Regions from separate parts of the Homo sapiens genome. Here region 1 is linked to region 2. Evidence: read pairs that join two places in POLR2A ChIA-PET (ENCODE). Cell type or tissue: K562. All regions are shown on one strand. Links, peaks and the distances in the headings refer to the core of each region. The heading gives the core; the rest is flanking DNA. Region 1 overlaps LOC124904701 (hepatitis A virus cellular receptor 1-like). Region 2 holds the start of LOC105372379 (a long non-coding RNA gene).

Region 1 (8,324 bases), core at 173-8,172, 110 kb before region 2:
AGAGGCTGGGCACAGTGGCTCATGCCTGTAATCCAAACACTTTGGGAGGCTGAGGCGGGCAGATCACGAGGTCAAGAGATTGAATCCTGGTCAACATGGTGAAACCCTGTCTCTACTAAAAATACAAAAATTAGATGGGGGTGGTGGCACATGCCTGTAGTCCCAGCTACTCGGGAGGCTGAGACAGGAAAATCGCTTGAACCCAGGAGGTGGAGGCTGCAGTGAGCTGAGATCGCACCACTGCACTCCAGCCTGGGTGATGGAGCAAGACAAGGAAGGAAGGAAGGGAGGGAGGGAGGGAGGGAAAGATGAAAGAAAGAAGAAAGAAAGAAAGAAAGAAAGAAAGAAAGAAAGAAAGAAAGAAAGAAAGAAAGAAAGAGAAAGAAAGAAAGAAAGGGAGAGAGAGAGGAAGGAAGGAAGGAGAAAGAAAGAAGAAAGGAAAGGAAAGGAAGAAGGAAGTAAGGAAAAGAAAAGAAAAGGAAAAGAAAGAAAAGAGAAAGAAAGAAAGAAAGAAAAGAAAGAAAGAAAGAAAAGAAAGAAAGAGAGAAAGAAAGGGAGAGAGAGGAAGGAAGGAAGGAGAAAGAAAGAAGAAAGGAAAGGAAAAGAAAGGAAGAAGGAAGAAGGAAGGAAGGAAAAGAAAAGGAAAAGAAAGAAAGAGAAAGAAAGAAAGAAAGAAAGAGAGAGAGAACAGGGAGGCCAGCGGCCAGTGTGGCTGGAGTGGAGTAAACCCGGGGAGAGTAAGGGGTGAGGTCGGAGCGTTAATGGGGACAGATCCTGTAGGGCCTTGTGGGTCACTGTAAGGACTTTGGCTTTCACTCAGAATGGGTTGGGAGTTCCAGGGATTTCAGGGAGGGCTCTGAGCCCAGGAGGCCCCTGATCTGACTCAGGTGTCAGCAGATCCCTCTGGCTTCATGCAGTGGACAGATGGCCGAGGACCTGGGGGGAGCAGGTAGACTGGAGAGGAGGCTGACAGAATTGTTCAGGCAGAACGTGGCAGTGGTTGGAATCAGGAAGAGGGCAGTAGAGGGAGTGAGACATGGTTAGATTCTGGAAATATTTTGAAAGGATCAGCTGTGGGATGAGAGAGAGGGCAGGTTCCAACATGATTTGGTTTTTGGCCTCCGCGTCCTGGACAAGCTGCCACTGCCTGAGATGGAGAAGGTAGGAGAGGAAGCTTGGGGTAAGATTAGGAGTTCAGATTTGAACGTGGGGAGTTCGAGGTGCCTCTTTTCTCCCAGAGCTGGGACACAGCAGGATGCAGACACCTGGAGTTCTAGGACTGGTGAGGGCATTTGGGAATTGTCAGAATACAGCTGGGGTTTAAAGCCAGGCAAGTGGATGAGAAAAGTAAGGGAAGGGAAACGAAGGGGAAGGGGCTAAGGTGAACTTGGCAGTGTGAGGTGTGAGGTCCTTGGTGGCATGGAGCAGACAGCTCGGCTTGGAGATTCATACACCTTACCTGCTGTGGGGTCATGAGGAGTGTATGGATGGCACTAGGGGGTGGGAGATGGTAGGGGGAAATGGATCCTGAGCTCTTCCCCTGCACTGCAGGTGGACAGCCAGGCGGTAAGCAGGGCCTGGTGCTCCTGCAGGTGGGCACCTGGCTCCAGGTACAGTTCAATGGCCACAATATGCTGTTGGTGTGCGTGGGGCCTGAGTTCTGGAGCCACCTCTGCGGACTCTGTGGCAACTTCAGTGGCGACCCCAGTGATGACAAGGTGCTCCCCAGCAGGGTGCCCACCCTCAGTGATGCCATCTTTGGCAACGCCTGGTGGACCCAGGACAGCCGGCCTGGGTGGGTGGCTGCCTGGGACCAGGAAGGGCCCGGGTTGGGAGAAATACAGGGCTCAGGGAAAACAGTGGGCAGACAGGCAGGCTTTGAGAACAGAAAGGTGGAAGAAGAGGGTGTGAATTGCACACACAACTCTCAGGAGATTGATTCAGGTAGAATCAGGAACAATGATTATACCCTTTCACGGATGGGGAAGACTGAGGCATGGAAGGGCGAAGCATCTGCCCAAGTTCCCACAATAAGAAATGATGGAACGGGCCGGGCATGGTGGTTCTTGTCTGTCATCCCAGCATTTTGGGAGGCCAAGGCAGGAGGATCACTTGAGCTAAGGAGTTTGAGACCAGTCTGGGCAACATAGCAAGATCTCGTCTTTATTAAAAAAAAAAAAAAAAAAATTAGCCAGGCCTGGTGGTGGTGCACACCTGTATTCTCAGCTACTTGGAGGCTGCGGCAGGAGAATCTCTTGAGTCCAGGAGTTCGAGGTTGCCATGAGCCATGCTGGCACCACTGCACTGCATCCTGGGTGACAGAGCGAGACCCTATCAAAAAAGAGGGGAAAAAAATGGTGGAACAGGGATTTGAGTCCAGGCATTCTGGCTTCAGGGTCCCTGATCCTAAATACTCCACCCCCCCACCTCTCACAGGGGAAACAGGAAGCACTCCTCACAGAGACCTTATTTATTTATTTATTTATTTATTTATTTTTGATTCCTGCTCCGTCGCCCAGGCTGGAGTGCGGTGGCACGATCTCGGCTCACTGCAACCTCCGCTTCCCAGGTTCAAGTGATTCTCATGCCTTAGCCTCTCGAGTAGCCGAGATTACAGGCACACGCCACCATGCTCGGCTAATATTTATATTTTTAGTAAAGATGAGGTTTCACCATGTTGGCCAGGCTGGTCTTGAACTCCTGACCTCAAGTGGTCTGCCCACCTCGGCCTCCCAAAGTGTTGGAATTACAGCCATGAGTCACCGTGCCAGTCTCCCTTCACTGAGACCTTAGTCCTGCAAAGTCCAATGCACCAAACACACGTGCTATTTAAATTTATGTGTAAATTAAATTAAACATCTTCTGTCACACTACCTATATTTCAAATACTCGGTAGCCTCTGGTTGCTAGTGCCTGCGGTATTGGATGGCACAGACTTGGGGATTCGTCCAAGTAGCAGAGCTGGGATCTGAAGCTAACAAAGTTGGTTCCAGAATCCAGGATCTAACTAATAACTATCCTGGCTGGGCGTGGTGGCTCACACCTGTAATCCCAGCACTTTGGGAGGCCAAGGTGAGCAGATCACCTGAGGTCAGGAGTTCAAGACCAGCCTGGCCAACATGGCAAAACCCCGTCTCTACTAAAAATGCAAAGATTAGCCGGCTGTGGTCGTGGGTACCTGTAGTCCCAGCTACTTGAGAGGCTGAGGCAGGAGAATCGCTTGAACCCGGGAGGCAGAGGTTGCCAAGAGCTGCGATCGCGCCACTGCACTCCAGTCAGGGTGACAGAGCGAGACTCTGTCTCGAAAAAAAAAAAAAAATTAATGACTCCCTCATGTTGAGTAACTGTATGAAAATCATTTGTTACTATGGGGTTGAGGTTTTTAAACGTGTCTAAAACTGCACCAGGAGCTGTCAGCTGCTGGGAGGGAGAACCTGGTGCGGGCAGAGGAGGACTAGCCAAGGGTGGCCAGGGGGGAGGCAGGAGGAGGAGGAGGCTTGGAGGTGGTGGTGTTGAGTCCTGTGATCCCCCAGCTGCCGGCGGGACCCTGGTGGCGCTGAGCCCTGCCAGGACAGGCCCCGGGTGGAGCAGCTCTGCAGTGTTCTGGCAAACCGCTCCGGGCCCTTGGCCAAGTGCCACTGGTATGAGAGCCCCGTGTCCTACACGCAGGTGTGTGTCTCTGACCTCTGCCAGTATGGCACGGGCAACCGCATGCTGTGCACCATGCTGGAGGCCTACGTCCAACTCTGCGCCCTGCGCTGCGCGTTGCCTGCCCGCGTGGCGAGCCAGCCTGGGATGCAGTTACGTGCTCCTTCCCTTTCACCGCCCCCAGCTCCAACGATGGCCTCCCCACTTGGCTAGCTAGGATGCCTCCTTCGCCGGTGGATCGGAAGCCCTCATCCCCAGGGAGACCCCAGCCCTGCCTAGGATGTTAACCCAAGCTTCAAGCCAGACCAGGGCTCCTCTTGGGCCCTTCCTAATCCTACCTCTCACCTCCCAGCACTGGACCCTATATTGTCCGAGTTGCTCACTGTGTGCTGCAAGTTTGAAGTGGCCTGTGGGTGTGACATGCATAACAAACCACGTGGTTAAAAGTTTCATCGGAACAATCGGGAGGCTGCAGTGAGCTGAGATCATGCCATTGCACTTGGCCTGGGCAACAGAGCAAGACCCTGTCTGGAAAAAAAAAAAAAAGAACAGTGGCAGTTTGGGAATCGTCCTGTGGTTCATTCCTGCCCTTCCCTCCCCTGCACTCACCCTGATTTTTTTCTCCCTCTAATTGAGGGAGCAAAGGTTTCAGGGTTGTGGCCTCTGGGCGATCTTTCCCCTCCCCCAGGTGTGGCGTGTCCAGCCAACAGCTACTATGACTCCTGTGGGCCACCCTTCCCGGCCACCTGTGCTAGCCTCAACTCCTCCGCGCCCTGCACCCTCCAGTGCACAGTGAGCTGCTTCTGCCTCGAGGGCTTTGCCCTGGAGGCGGGCATCTTCGGTGCCCCACGCTTGCTGCGGCTGCCACCTGCAGGGCCGCTATATCCGCCTGGGTACTGAGGTGCTGCCTGCAGCCCCCTGTGATCAGAGGTGCGTGTACCATGGACCTGGACGCCCGCTCGAGTGCCACCCTCATGCCTGCAGGCCCTGTGAGCTGTGCTGCCAGCACAGGGGTGTCTGGGGTTGCTACCCCATGCACTACGGGACACTGTGGCTGTACGGAGACCCCCACCTGCACACTTTCAATGGGACCCACCATCAGGTTCAAGGGCCTGGCTGGGAGATATTGGCTAGAACATGCCGGCCACACCACAGCGCCTATGCCATCTGGGTGGAGATCAGGCGCCAGGAGCCGTGGGATGCCATGTGGGCCCAGCAGGTGGATGTGGATGTGGCAGGATGGCAGCTGTCACTGCTGGCAGGACAGTTTGGAGCCGTCCAGGTACTTGTCACCCAGCTCTGGTCCTGGGCCTCCAGGAACTCTAGTGAGTAATGAGCGTGAAGAACAGCAACGCCGGGCGTGGGAGCTCACGCCTGTGATCCCAGCACTTTGGGAGGCTGAGGCAGGAGGATCGCTTGAGGCCATGGGTTCAAGACTAGCCTGGCCAACATGGCGAAACCCTGTCTCTATAAAAAATTTAAAAATTTAGCCACAAGTGGTGGCACGTGCCTATAGTCCCAGCTACTCAGGAGGCTGAGGTGGGAGGATCATTTGAGCCCAGGAAGTCGAGGCTGCAGTGAGCTGAGATCACGCCACTGCACTCTAGCCTGGGCAACAGAGACCCCATCTCAAAGAAAAACAAAAACAAAAACAAACACAAACAGGCTGAAGAAATGGTGGTGGCCCAAGGGCCTTCCCTTTGGAGAAAGAGCTACTGGGACCTTTAGAAGTGGGCAGAGGGCCCCAGCCCTGAGCTTCAGAGGATCCACCCGCTTTGGCCTCTTCTGGCTGCGTCCCACTCCGTGGGCTTTGGAGTCCTCTGGGAAACGCCCCTGACCCCTAGAGCCTGGAGCCTGCATGGCCCTCCCCTTCCAGACCGTGCTCCAGGAATGGGAATTCCCTGCCTAAAAGGCTCAGAGCTGCTTCCAGGGTCCACGCTGGCCTTGTCCCCAGGTCCATCCTCACAAGAGTGGACCATGCGGCCCACATGACGCATTCTAGGCAGCATTGCAGGAAGCCAGTGTGGACCCAGCTGGGCAGAGCGGCCCAGGCTAGATGTACGGGGATGCAGTGCCTCTTGCAGTGAGGGCCAGAGCTGGGGCTGCACAGAGAAGAGACGGGCCCAGGGCAGTCTCTCCTTGGATGCCAGATCCTGTCCAGGAAAAGTTGGAAATTCTGATTTTGCACCTGACCACCAGGACGCTAGGGAGGTTTATGCATCAAGGCAGGAGGATAGACCGTATTCCATGTAATAGTGTGGCAGCTTGGTTTGTAATCTTAAACATGAAGATGTGTAAGGTGTGTGCCTCCATTTCTACTCTTGTCTGGGCCCCTCAGGGTTGATGGGTGTTGGGTCCACCTGGGGTTCGGTGGATGCTTTAGCTGGCAACGTGGTAACACGGTGAAGCCTGTGGTGATGGGCCCAGGGGACCAGGACTGAGTCCCACTGTGCCATTTGCTAGCTGTGGAACTGGACCTAGTGGCTTTACATCTCTGTGCCTCAGTTTCCCATCTGTAAAAGGGAAGTGAATGGTACCTACCTGTATGTGAGGATTAAGAGGTGTGAATTGTCTAGGAGAAGGCATTTAGTAAGGGCATAAAAGCATTTGATCAATAAATAACACAGGTGAGGTGTGATGGCTCATGCCTTTAATCCCAGCACATTGGGAGGCTGAGGCAGGAGGATCACTTGAGCCTAGGCAACATAGCAAGACCCTATCTCTATTTAAAATTTACATTTAAAATTAAAAAATAATAGTAAATAAATAAAACATGTAACTGCAAAGTCAAGCCAACGTTGTACCACTAGTGCTGCATCCCCACCCCCAGCAGGCAGAGTAAAGTTGTAGTCTTTAAAAATCTGAGGCCGGGCACGGTGGCTCACGCCTGTAATCCCAGCACTTTGGGAGGCCGAGGCCGGCAGATCACCTGAGGCCAGGAGTTCGAGACCAGCCTGACCAATATAATGAAACCCGTCTCTACTAAAAATACAAAAATTAGCCAGGAGAGGTGGCATGCGCCTATAATCCCAGCTACTCGGGAGGCTGAGACAGGAGAATTGCTTGAACCCAGGAGGCAGAGTTTGCAGTGAGCTGAGATCGCAGCACCATTGCACTCCAGCCTGGGCAATAAGAGCGAAACTCTGTCTCAAAAAAAAAAAAAAAAACAAACAAAACTGAACTCAGGAGCCAGGTGTGGTGGTTCGTGCCTGTAATCCCAGCACTTTAGGAGGCCGAGGCAGACAGATTGCTTGAGCCCAGGAGTTTGAGACTAGACTGGGCAACATAGTGAGACCCCACTCTACAAAAATAAAAAAAATTAGGCCGGGCGTGGTGACTAACACCTGTAATCCCAGGACTTTGGGAAGCCAAGGTGGGTGGATCACCTGAGGTCAGGAGTTGGAGACCAGCCTGGCCAACATGGCGCAACCCCGTCTCTACTAAAAATACAAAAAATTACCTGGGCGTGGTGGCAGGCGCCTGTAATCCCAGCTACTTGGGAGGCTGAGGCAGGAGAATTGCTTGAACCTGGGAGGCGGAGGTTGCAGTGAGCCGAGATTGTGCCACTGCACTCCAGCCTGGGCAACAGAGCAAGACTCCGTCTCAAAAAAAAAAAAAATAAAAAAAAATAAAAAAATAAAAAATTAGCTGGACATGGTGGCGCATGCCTGTAGTCCCAGCTACTCAGGAGGCTGAGGCTGAGGTGGGAGGATCAGCTGAGTCCAGGAGGCAGAGGCTGCACCATGCACTTCAGCCTGGGCTACAGAGTGAGATCTTGTCTCAAAAAAAAAAAAAGAAAAGAAAAGAACAAGAAACGAACTCAGGTCACATTCCTTCTGTCTCAACGCCCTCCCATGGCTCCACCTCACTGAGTGAAACTGTGGCCTATGTGACCCTACAAAACTGGTTTCTGTCACCTCTCTGCCCTTGTCCCCTCCCACCTGCCCCTCACTCACTCTGCTCCAGCCGCAGTGACCTCCTAGTGTCCTCCCATACTCCAGGCAGGCTCCCACCTCAGGGCCTTTGCACAGGCTGTTCCCTCTGCCTGAAACACTCTTCCTGGAGGTCCTCATATAACTGATCATTCTCATCTTTCAAGTCTCAGCACAAATGTTACCCTCTCTGAGAAGCCCTCCTTGACCACACACATGAAAAGAACCACCACTCCCACCCTCTCTCTACTGTAACCCTACTCCTTTTCTTTTTTTTTTTTTGAGACAGAGTCTTCTGCCGCCCAGGCTGGAGTGCAGTGGCGGGATCTCGGCTCACTGCAGGCTCTGCCCCCCGGGGTTCACACCATTCTCCTTCCTCAGCCTCCCGCGTAGCTGGGACTACAGGCACCCGCCACCTCGCCTGGCTAATTTTTTGTATTTTTAGTAGAGATGGGGTTTCACCGTGTTGGCCAGGCTGGTCTCGATCTCCTGACCTCGTGATCCGCCCGCCTCGGCCTCCCAAAGTGCTGGGATTACAGGCGTGAGCCACCGCGCCCAGCCCTTTCTTTTGAAGTATCTGTCAGTCTCTTAAATCATCTTTTCTGTCAATCATTTCTTTGTTTATGATCTATCTTCCTTTTGACAGAATATGTGTTCTTCGAAGGCAGGAACTTAATTTTGTTGAAAAATAGACAAAAATCCCTGGGAGAAAGACAATAAACAAATACAGAAGTAAATTTATGG
Region 2 (8,324 bases), core at 115-8,114:
CTTCTTGGTGTGGGCTGATTAGCTCCCACCTTAATTACCTCCTGACATCACCTCAAAGCTCACTTTAGGCTGAAGAAAAACTATAAAGTAAATGCTTCTTATTTTACTGCCAGTGAAATGATGAGCTTTTCAGTGCTGTGGATTTTTTTTTTTCTTATCATGTTCACGTCTGACCTTTCAGAGGCTGACTTCTAAAATGCAGGTTAGCAAAAGTCATGTCAGGAGGAGATGGAGATGTCTCCTCTCCTCTGCATCTGTGAAGAGGACAGTGAGTGCAATCTGCACCATAAATCTAGTTTGCAGAATCCGATAGGACGAGGTGTAAAAGAGGGCATGGCAATGCGGGAGTAGCTTTGTGAGAATTGCTCTTTGCATAAAAACCAGAGGCCTCGTGCTGCCTCAGATCCCGCGTGGCCGGGATGCTCACATCTGCAGCCTGGTATCTCCATCTCTCACTCTGCTGCTACATCCTCTCCACTCCAGCTATGCTGTGCAGACTCACCATCCTCTCTCAGCACTGGTCTTTTGTACACACTATTCCTTCTCATTGAAATACTGTTCCCCGCATTCTTTGTCTAGTTAAATCCCCTCATCCTTTAAGTCTCTGCTCAAACTTCGTGTCCTTGGAGAAGCCTTGTTCGAATTCCTTCTGTTATCTTCTCTCATGAATTCCTATACTTCTCCTTCATAGCAGGTGTATAGAACATAGCACACATAAGGCACGTGTTTATATGTGTTTTTGTGGTTGAGTAAAGTGTGCCCCCGTCCTTTTAGGACAGCCTGTGCCAGGGCAGGGACCAGGTCTTGGTCACTGCTGACTAGCAGTGTGCTCATAAAGGTTTGACAACCCTTGTAGGGGCTGGGGGATGCTGACTTATAGAGTTGCTGATTCCGTAGTATAAATCTTCCACCACGACTGATTTCAAGCTACCAATGTGAGTTCAACCATAACTCCTGAAAAACTTAACAAAGGGCTCTTGTGAGTTGGGATAAACTGGCTTCAGCACATAATATGGTTTGGCTGTGTCCCCACCTAAATCTCATCTTGAATTGTAGTTCCCATAATCCCCATGTGTCAGGGGGAGGAACGCAGTGGGAGGTAACTGAATCATGGAGGAGGTTACCCTCATGCTGTTCTCATGATAGCGAGTGTGTTCTCATGAGATTTGATGGTTTTATAAGGGGCTTTTCCCCCTTTGGCTCAGCACTTCTCTCTCTTGCACCAGGTGAAGAAGAACATGTTTGCTTTCCCTTCCACCATGATTGTAAGTTTCCTGAGGTCTCCCTAGCCATGCTGAACTGTGAGTCAATTAAACCTCTTTTCTTTATAAATTACCCAGTCTCCGGTACGTCTTTTTTTTTTTTTTTTTTTTTTTGAGAGAGAGTCTCGCTCTGTTGCCCAGGCTGGAATGCAGTGGCGCAATCTCAGCTCACTGCAAGCTCCGCCTCCCAGGTTCATGCCATTCTCCTTCCTCAGCCTCCCGAGTAGCTGGGACTACAGGCATCCGCCACCATGCCCGTCTAATTTTTTGTATTTTTAGTAGAGACAGGGTTTCACAATGTTAGCCAGGATGGTCTCGGTCTCCTGATCTCATGATCTTCCCGCCTCGGCCTCCCCGAGGATTACAGGCGTGAGCCACTGCACCCAGCCTTCAGGTATGTCTTTATTAGCAGTGTGAGAACAGATTAATACAGCACGCCACTGCTGCTGACCCTCCAACACCTGGTACAGATTTGTGGAATGAATGAATGAAGTTAGGCCCAGAAAGCAGAGCCTCCTCTGCCTGTGCCTATCCATGGTATACTCTCCATCTGTCTGCTGTAGAAATTAGCTTTAAGCAAAAGTACAGCATTTTCTATCAAGTAAAATACATTCAGTGTAATGCAAAGGAATATTCTATGAGTAAAACTTTCCCATTTTCCCCTGGTGTTAAAACATACTTTCTAGTGTGTAATTAGAGCTTTGCATGCTGTGAGTAGTGACTCGTTAGTGGTTCATGAGATCAATTTAGAAGGTCCTAACCAGCAATTTTTTTCTGAAATGGAATTAAGTAGAAGAAAAAAGAAATTTCAGAGTATCAGAGTTTGTCTCCAGCCTTAAGTAAGTGTTACTTTGGTAAACTCTTATTGTGAGTGTGTATTGTTGACAGAAAAGCCAAACTTTGTGAAATATTTAAAGAGGTTTATTCTGAGCCTATAAGAGTGGCCATGGCCTGGGGTACAGTCTCAAGAGATCCTGAGAACATGTGCCTGAGGGGGTCAGGTTACAGTTTGGTTTTATACATTTTAGGGAGACAGGAGTTACAGGCAAAGACATAAATCAATACACGGAAGGTGTACATTGGTTCAGCCTAAAGAGGTGGGATATCTTGAGTCAGAGGGTGGGGAACAGGGCTTACAGGCGGATTCAAAGACTTTCTGATTGCCATTTGGTTGGAAGAGTTAAGCTTTGCCTAAAGACTGAAGAAGTCCTTAGAAAAGAATGCTTGAGCTAACATAAGGGGTTGTAGAAGACAAGGCCCTTGTTATGCAGATGAAGTCTCCTAAGTGGCAGCGCTCAGAGAACATGTGACCAGGGTCAGCTTGGAATTTGGGATCTGATTGCCATAAAGAGTCTACTCTGTCAGTCCTGTGATCTGTATTTTAATGTTAATGTTGGTCAGTTGGGCCTAAACTCCAGAAGGGAGGGGCTAGAATGAGGCATGTGCACCTCCCATTTCTTCATGGCTAGAATTCAGTTGTTCAGATGTCTCTGGGGTCCCTTTGGCCCAGAAGGGGGTCCACTTAGTTAGTTGGGGGGCTCAGGATTTTATTTTTGGTTCAAAGTATATATTCTAGGTTGTGATGTCAAATGACTCTCTTACAGTTAACAACAAAAGTGTGAAAGCTACTGTGGTTGATAGCAATATCCTTTGGTTTAGTAGCTTTGTTTTATTTTCCATGTTATTACTTGGAAATTCTTTTCCCCTGGACCCTCCTAAGTCTCTGTCTCCTATCCCCCAGAGACCTAAAGGGTGAAGACACTGAGCTTCCAGATTTGAGGGCAGGAGAGTCCTAGTGAGGCCTGGCTTGGAGGCCAGGGAACTTCCTATTCCAGTCTGCAATGTTACCCTTCAATCTCCAGCTCCCCTGGCTGTTGGTGCCCACCCCAGAGTTGTGGAAGCCCTTTCAGTCTAGCTGCCCCACTTGGTGACAGCATGGGCAGGGCAGGACAGGGAGCATCATGGGGTTCATGCTTTCTGCCGTCCAGCCTCCCTACATGCAGGGCGATGGCCCCTAGCTGACCCTTGAGAGCTGAGGGGAGGCTAGGAAGAGGGTTAAAGGCGAAGCCAGACCCAGGCCATTACTGAAGTCACATGGCCTGCCAGGAAACCCCTGTCTATATTGTAGCTGGTTGAACTAATTATATTATAAATACTTTTCCATTTTCTGCCTAGAACCATGCTCTAGACATCTGCATGAGGTCATTAAACCTGCACCACAGCCATGCACACACACGTGTGTGTGTGTGTGTGTGTGTAAAAGACAGACATGAGGTATAGAAGAGCAATATAGAGGTCTCCATATTATGGGGGAACAGACAGTCCCAGAGCAGGGAGGTCACTTGAACAGGGTCACAGAGGCAGGAGGCCACGAACCTGGCTGGACACTGCAGGGCCAAGCAGGTAAACACTGTGCCTGACTCGCACCCAGACTTCGCAACAACCCTAGAATATTCATAAGTCAGTAATAATAGTGTTACAGGAAAGGAGTCCCGATCCAGACCCCAAGAGAGGGTTCTTGGATTCCCACAAGAGAGAATTCAGGGCAGGTCCATAAAGTGAAAGCAAGTTTATTAGGAAAATAAAGGAATAAAGAATGGCTACTCCATAGACAGAGCAGCCCCGAGGACTGCTGGTTGCCCATTTTTATGGTTATTTCTTGATGATATGCTACACAAGGGGTGGATTATTCATTTCTCCCCTTTTTAGACCATAGAGGGTAACTTCCCGACATCGCCATGGTATTTGTAAACTGTCATGGCGCTGGTGGGAGTGTAGCAGTGAGGACGACCAGAGGTCACTCTCGTGGCCATCTTGGTTTTGATGGGTATTATCTGGCTTCTTTATTGCATCCTGTTTTATCAGCAAGGTCTTTATGACCTGCATCTTGTGTTGACCTCCTATCTCACCCTGTGACTCAGAATGCCTTAACCATCTGGGGATGCAGCCCAGTAAGTCTCAGCCTCATTTTACCTGGCCCCTACTCAAGATGGGGTTGCTCTGGTTCAAACGCCTCTGACAGGGTGACAACTGTGACCACAACAGATTCACAAACATGACATTTTCAGAGAGAGGAAGGTATGCAGGGTGGTGTGATTTGGAAGAGGCTGTGGGCGTAGAGGGATGGGTAATTCAGTTGGGGTGGTCAGGGAGGGCTGCTTGGTGGAGGGGACTCTTGGCTGAGACCTGAGGGCTGTGAAGTTCTTAGAGAAGGGTGTTCCAGGCAGAGGGAACAGCAAGCACAAAGGCCTGAGACGAGAGCTAGCTTGGTATGCAAGAGGAACAGAAAAGAGGAAGTGAGAGTAAGGCGGGGGAGGGAAGGGGCAGGGAATGGAGGCTGTGGAGAGGGGAGGGTTTCCAGGCAGCCCAGGACCCTCAAGGAGAGAAACGTTGGATGTAGTCTCCCAGGTAGGGTCCATCTGGCCCTTCCTCCTGGCTCCTGCGGAGTCCGAGTGGCTCTTTCCCTCCTTCCCTCCTCTCCCCTCCTCCTTCTCTCCCTCTCCATTTTCCCTGCAAGGTCTGCAGCCCAACTCCAGCTCTCCCATTACTACAGGGGCTGGTGGGTCCTTCTGAGCAAGAAGATGGGGCTCTTTGTCTACAGTGTCTGTCTATAGTCATTCACCCACTCATTCATTTAATCATTCACTCATTCATTCATTCATTTAGCCACTCATTTGTCAAATATTGATTTTTCTCAGGTGTTTTGCCCTCACAGGTCCTGCCGCCTAAAACACTGACTTCTTATCTCTCAAGGCTTTGCTTTCAACACTGTCTCTTCCAAGACCTCTCCCTGACCACTCCCAACTTACTAAACCCCTATCACCCTGTTAGCTTTTGAATGCTCTTCATGGTAAAACAGGACAGGTTGATGCTCTCCGGGGCTCTCTCTACACACAAGAGAGAGATTAGCCTGACGGGCATTCGTTTACCCTTCTCATTTTCTTTGGGAACCAGCCTCCCCTGCTCTTAGTCTATGTGATTCGGACACAGCCAACTACATTTCCCAGATCCAGAAATGAACACGCCATTCCAAGTAAAGCCAATGAGAGACAGCTGCAGGACTTTTGCTGGAACTATTGGGAAAGTGGTGTTTCTTTTTCTGCTATGGTTACTTATCTGCTATGCTCTAAGCCTGGAACTGCTGGAGGTCATCTTTGCTGCATGAAAATGAAGTCAATATTGAGGACAGCAGAGGTGAGAGGGAGAGAGGCATAATCCTGAGTGTATTGCAGGGGCACCTGGATCCAGCCATACCTGAAATCCGAGACTTTCCATTCTAAGAACCAATACATTCTCTTTGTACTTAAGCTAGTTTGGGTTTTAATCACTTGTGCCAGAAGGCCTGATTGATAATAAAACCTCAAAGATAAGCAGGCAGTCAAGCTTAGGTACTTTCCTTTTAAGAGATGCGGGCAGGTGCTTCCTTCTCTCAGAAACCACTCCTCCTCTAGGACCTTCTATTCTAAGAAGCCTGGGTGTTTGAGGTTCGTTCATCCTGAGGCATAAAAACAAGATCAAAGTGCCAGGCCAGACGGAGGCAGAGTGTCTACAGAAGCAGCCGTGCAACTAGCAGCAGGAATTGGGAATCTGCATTATTAATAAGCAAGCCCATTTTCCTTTACTTCTTTGTAAGCAGAGCCTTAATTTTATTAGCCTGTTTATTAGCTCTGACCATGTGTTCAGAAAAAGTACCCTCAGCCTCTGAGTGATCTAAGCCAGGCATAGTTCTCCTGTCTTCTTGTTGGTGATTGGTTCTGGAAAAGGCTGGGACACACTCCTGGCCAAGGAGAAGTCACAGCAGTGACTGACTTGGAGGGGGAGTCTGCTGGGGGCTGGCTAGTGGAAGGCATCTGGGGTAAAATGTTTTTGCTCTTAAAAAGTACTGTAGGAGGCCAGGCATGTTGACTCAGGCCTGTAATCCCAGCACTTTGGGAGGCCAAGATGGGCAGATCACTTGAGGTCAGGAGTTCGAGACCAGCCTGGACAACATGATGAAACCCCATTTCTATTTTTAAAAATACAAAAATTAGCTGGGCATGGTGGTGTGCACCTGTAGTCCCAGCTACTCAGGAAGCTGAGGCAGGAGAATCACTTGAACCTGGGAGGCGGAGGTTGCAGTGAGTGGACATTGCACCACTACACTCCAGCCTGGGTGACAGAGTGAGACTTCATCTCAAAAGAAAAAGAAAAGTACTGTAGGAGGCCAGGTGTGGTGGCTCACACCTGTAATCCCAGCATTTTGGGAGGCCAAGGCAGGAGGATCGCTTGAGCCCAGGAGTTCGAGACCAGCCTGAGCAACATAGCAAGACCCCATCTCCAAAAAAATTTTAAAAAGATACACAAAATTTGCCAGGCGTGGCGGTGTGTGCCTGTATTCCTGGCTACTAAGGAAGCTGAGGAGGGAGAATCACCTGAACCTGGGAGATCAAGGCTGCAGTGAGTCATAATCACACCACTGCACTCCAGCCTGTGTGACACAGCGAGATCCTATCTCAAAAAAAGAAAAAAATAATAATGTAAGAGAAATAAACTTTTTCTTTTCCTCGCAGAGAGAATGTGGCAGTGTGAGGAGGCATTTGCTGGCTTAAGCTGGGCTCTCAAACTCTTAGTCTAGAGCAGAGTTCTAACAGCATCACGTGTTTTTGCTTTCTCTTTCATCCACGTTGAAGAAGAGGGGGTAGTAAAAATATTCCTCTGGTTTAACAAAAAATTCACAAATATTTATCCTTTTCAGAATCTACATGCAATTTAAGTATTAGTCCCAGAATCACAGATGCTGGAATGTTAAAGTTTCTTTGACAAGACATACTGATGATCTCTGAAGTCCCTGCGGCCTGCAAAGAATATTTGCAAACAGAGTTTTATGATGCTGAGGATGATTCTGAAGCCACAGAGAAAGACATCATTTTTCTTCTTTTCTTTCTGCAATTTCTTTCATTAGCACTTCGGAGCACCTATAGTCGCCATGAGTTGAAATCTCATGAGTTAGTAGTAAGAGCAGAATCAGAGAGGCTAAACACTGAAAATACAGAAAGGAAATGGGTAGAGTAGGATTTTAGCAAGAGGAAGTATACGGTTGTGATGCTTTGCACCTATAGGAAATGATGGCTGGGGCTGTGGCAGCCACGTTACCACCGTGAGGGATGACATTGCCCACATGCTGAGGAGCCTGAGTCTATAAGAACATCATTCAACTGATGCATTGACCCCTGGAGAACCTCCCCGCCTTTGGGGGACCAGCAGTTCTGTAAAATAATACGTGTCCTTATTGCTTTTTTTTTTTGAGATGGAGTCTGGCTCTGTCCCCCAGGCGGGAGTGCAGTGGCGCGATCTCGGCTCACTGCAAGATCCACCTCCTGAGTTCACGCCATTCTCCTGCCTCAGCCTCCCGAGTAGCTGGGACTACAGGCGACCGCCACCATGCCTAGTTATTTTTTTGGATTTTTAGTAGAGACGGGGTTTCACCGTGTTAGCCAGGATGATCTCAATCTCCTGAGTTCACGCCATTCTCCTGCCTCAGCCTCCCGAGTAGCTGGGACTACAGGCGACCGCCACCATGCCTAGTTATTTTTTTGGATTTTTAGTAGAGACGGGGTTTCACCGTGTTAGCCAGGATGATCTCAATCTCCTGACCTCGCGATCTGCCTGCCTCGGCCTCCCAAAGTGCTGGGATTACAGGCACGAGCCACTGTGCCTGGCATCCTTATTGTTTTAAGATGTTTGGAATTTATTCTTCTCTTACTTGCAGCCAACAGCATCCTACATGAGGCAGCCAGGGTAAGTGGTCCACATACAATGGGTGAACAAGTGCTTATCCAGGAATTGAAAGAGCCTGGCTCATTCAGTGCTAGGACCAGAGCCCTCAGTGGACATTGTCCCACCTTTCAGCACTGAGGATGCCTCCTCCCCTCCAAGCCAGTCATTGCTGTATGTGATCATGTTAATTAGGTATCCATATTCCACAGGAGGGAGCAACGAGGTTTTCTTTTTTTTTTTTAAGATGGAGTCTTGCTCTGTTGCCCAGGCTGGAGTAAAGTGGTGCCATCTCAGCTCACTACAACC

What was found. ChIA-PET counts read pairs that join two places held together with the same protein. Peaks named below come from ENCODE experiments on the same cell type or tissue, not always from the same donor. Only the 100,000 strongest peaks of a DNase experiment are listed, where the experiment ranks them.
Region 1: POLR2A ChIA-PET joins it to region 2 with 5 read pairs; 2 of 35 experiments call an interaction of 5 or more read pairs at or near these places.

The regions. Positions count from the first base shown.
Region 1 is chr19:35,095,212-35,103,535 of GRCh38, forward strand. The region is part of intron 1 of LOC124904701 (hepatitis A virus cellular receptor 1-like); the gene reads left to right. HPN-AS1 (HPN antisense RNA 1) reads right to left here. Exons shown (of 4, transcript NR_024562.1): 2 at 3,994-4,176. Among named protein-coding and RNA genes, the nearest start is that of HPN-AS1, 6.9 kb to the right of the region's middle. In K562, for the core only: no CTCF peak of the experiment used is centred there; a DNase peak (open chromatin) is centred at 927.
Region 2 is chr19:35,200,937-35,209,260 of GRCh38, forward strand. It overlaps LOC105372379 (a long non-coding RNA gene), which reads left to right and starts at 4,185. Exons shown (of 3, transcript XR_935938.2): 1 at 4,185-4,340; 2 at 5,217-5,456. RefSeq lists enhancers at 2,146-2,663, 2,664-3,181, 3,182-3,699, 4,675-4,844. In K562, for the core only: no CTCF peak of the experiment used is centred there; a DNase peak (open chromatin) is centred at 4,565; H3K4me3 peaks cover 220 bases.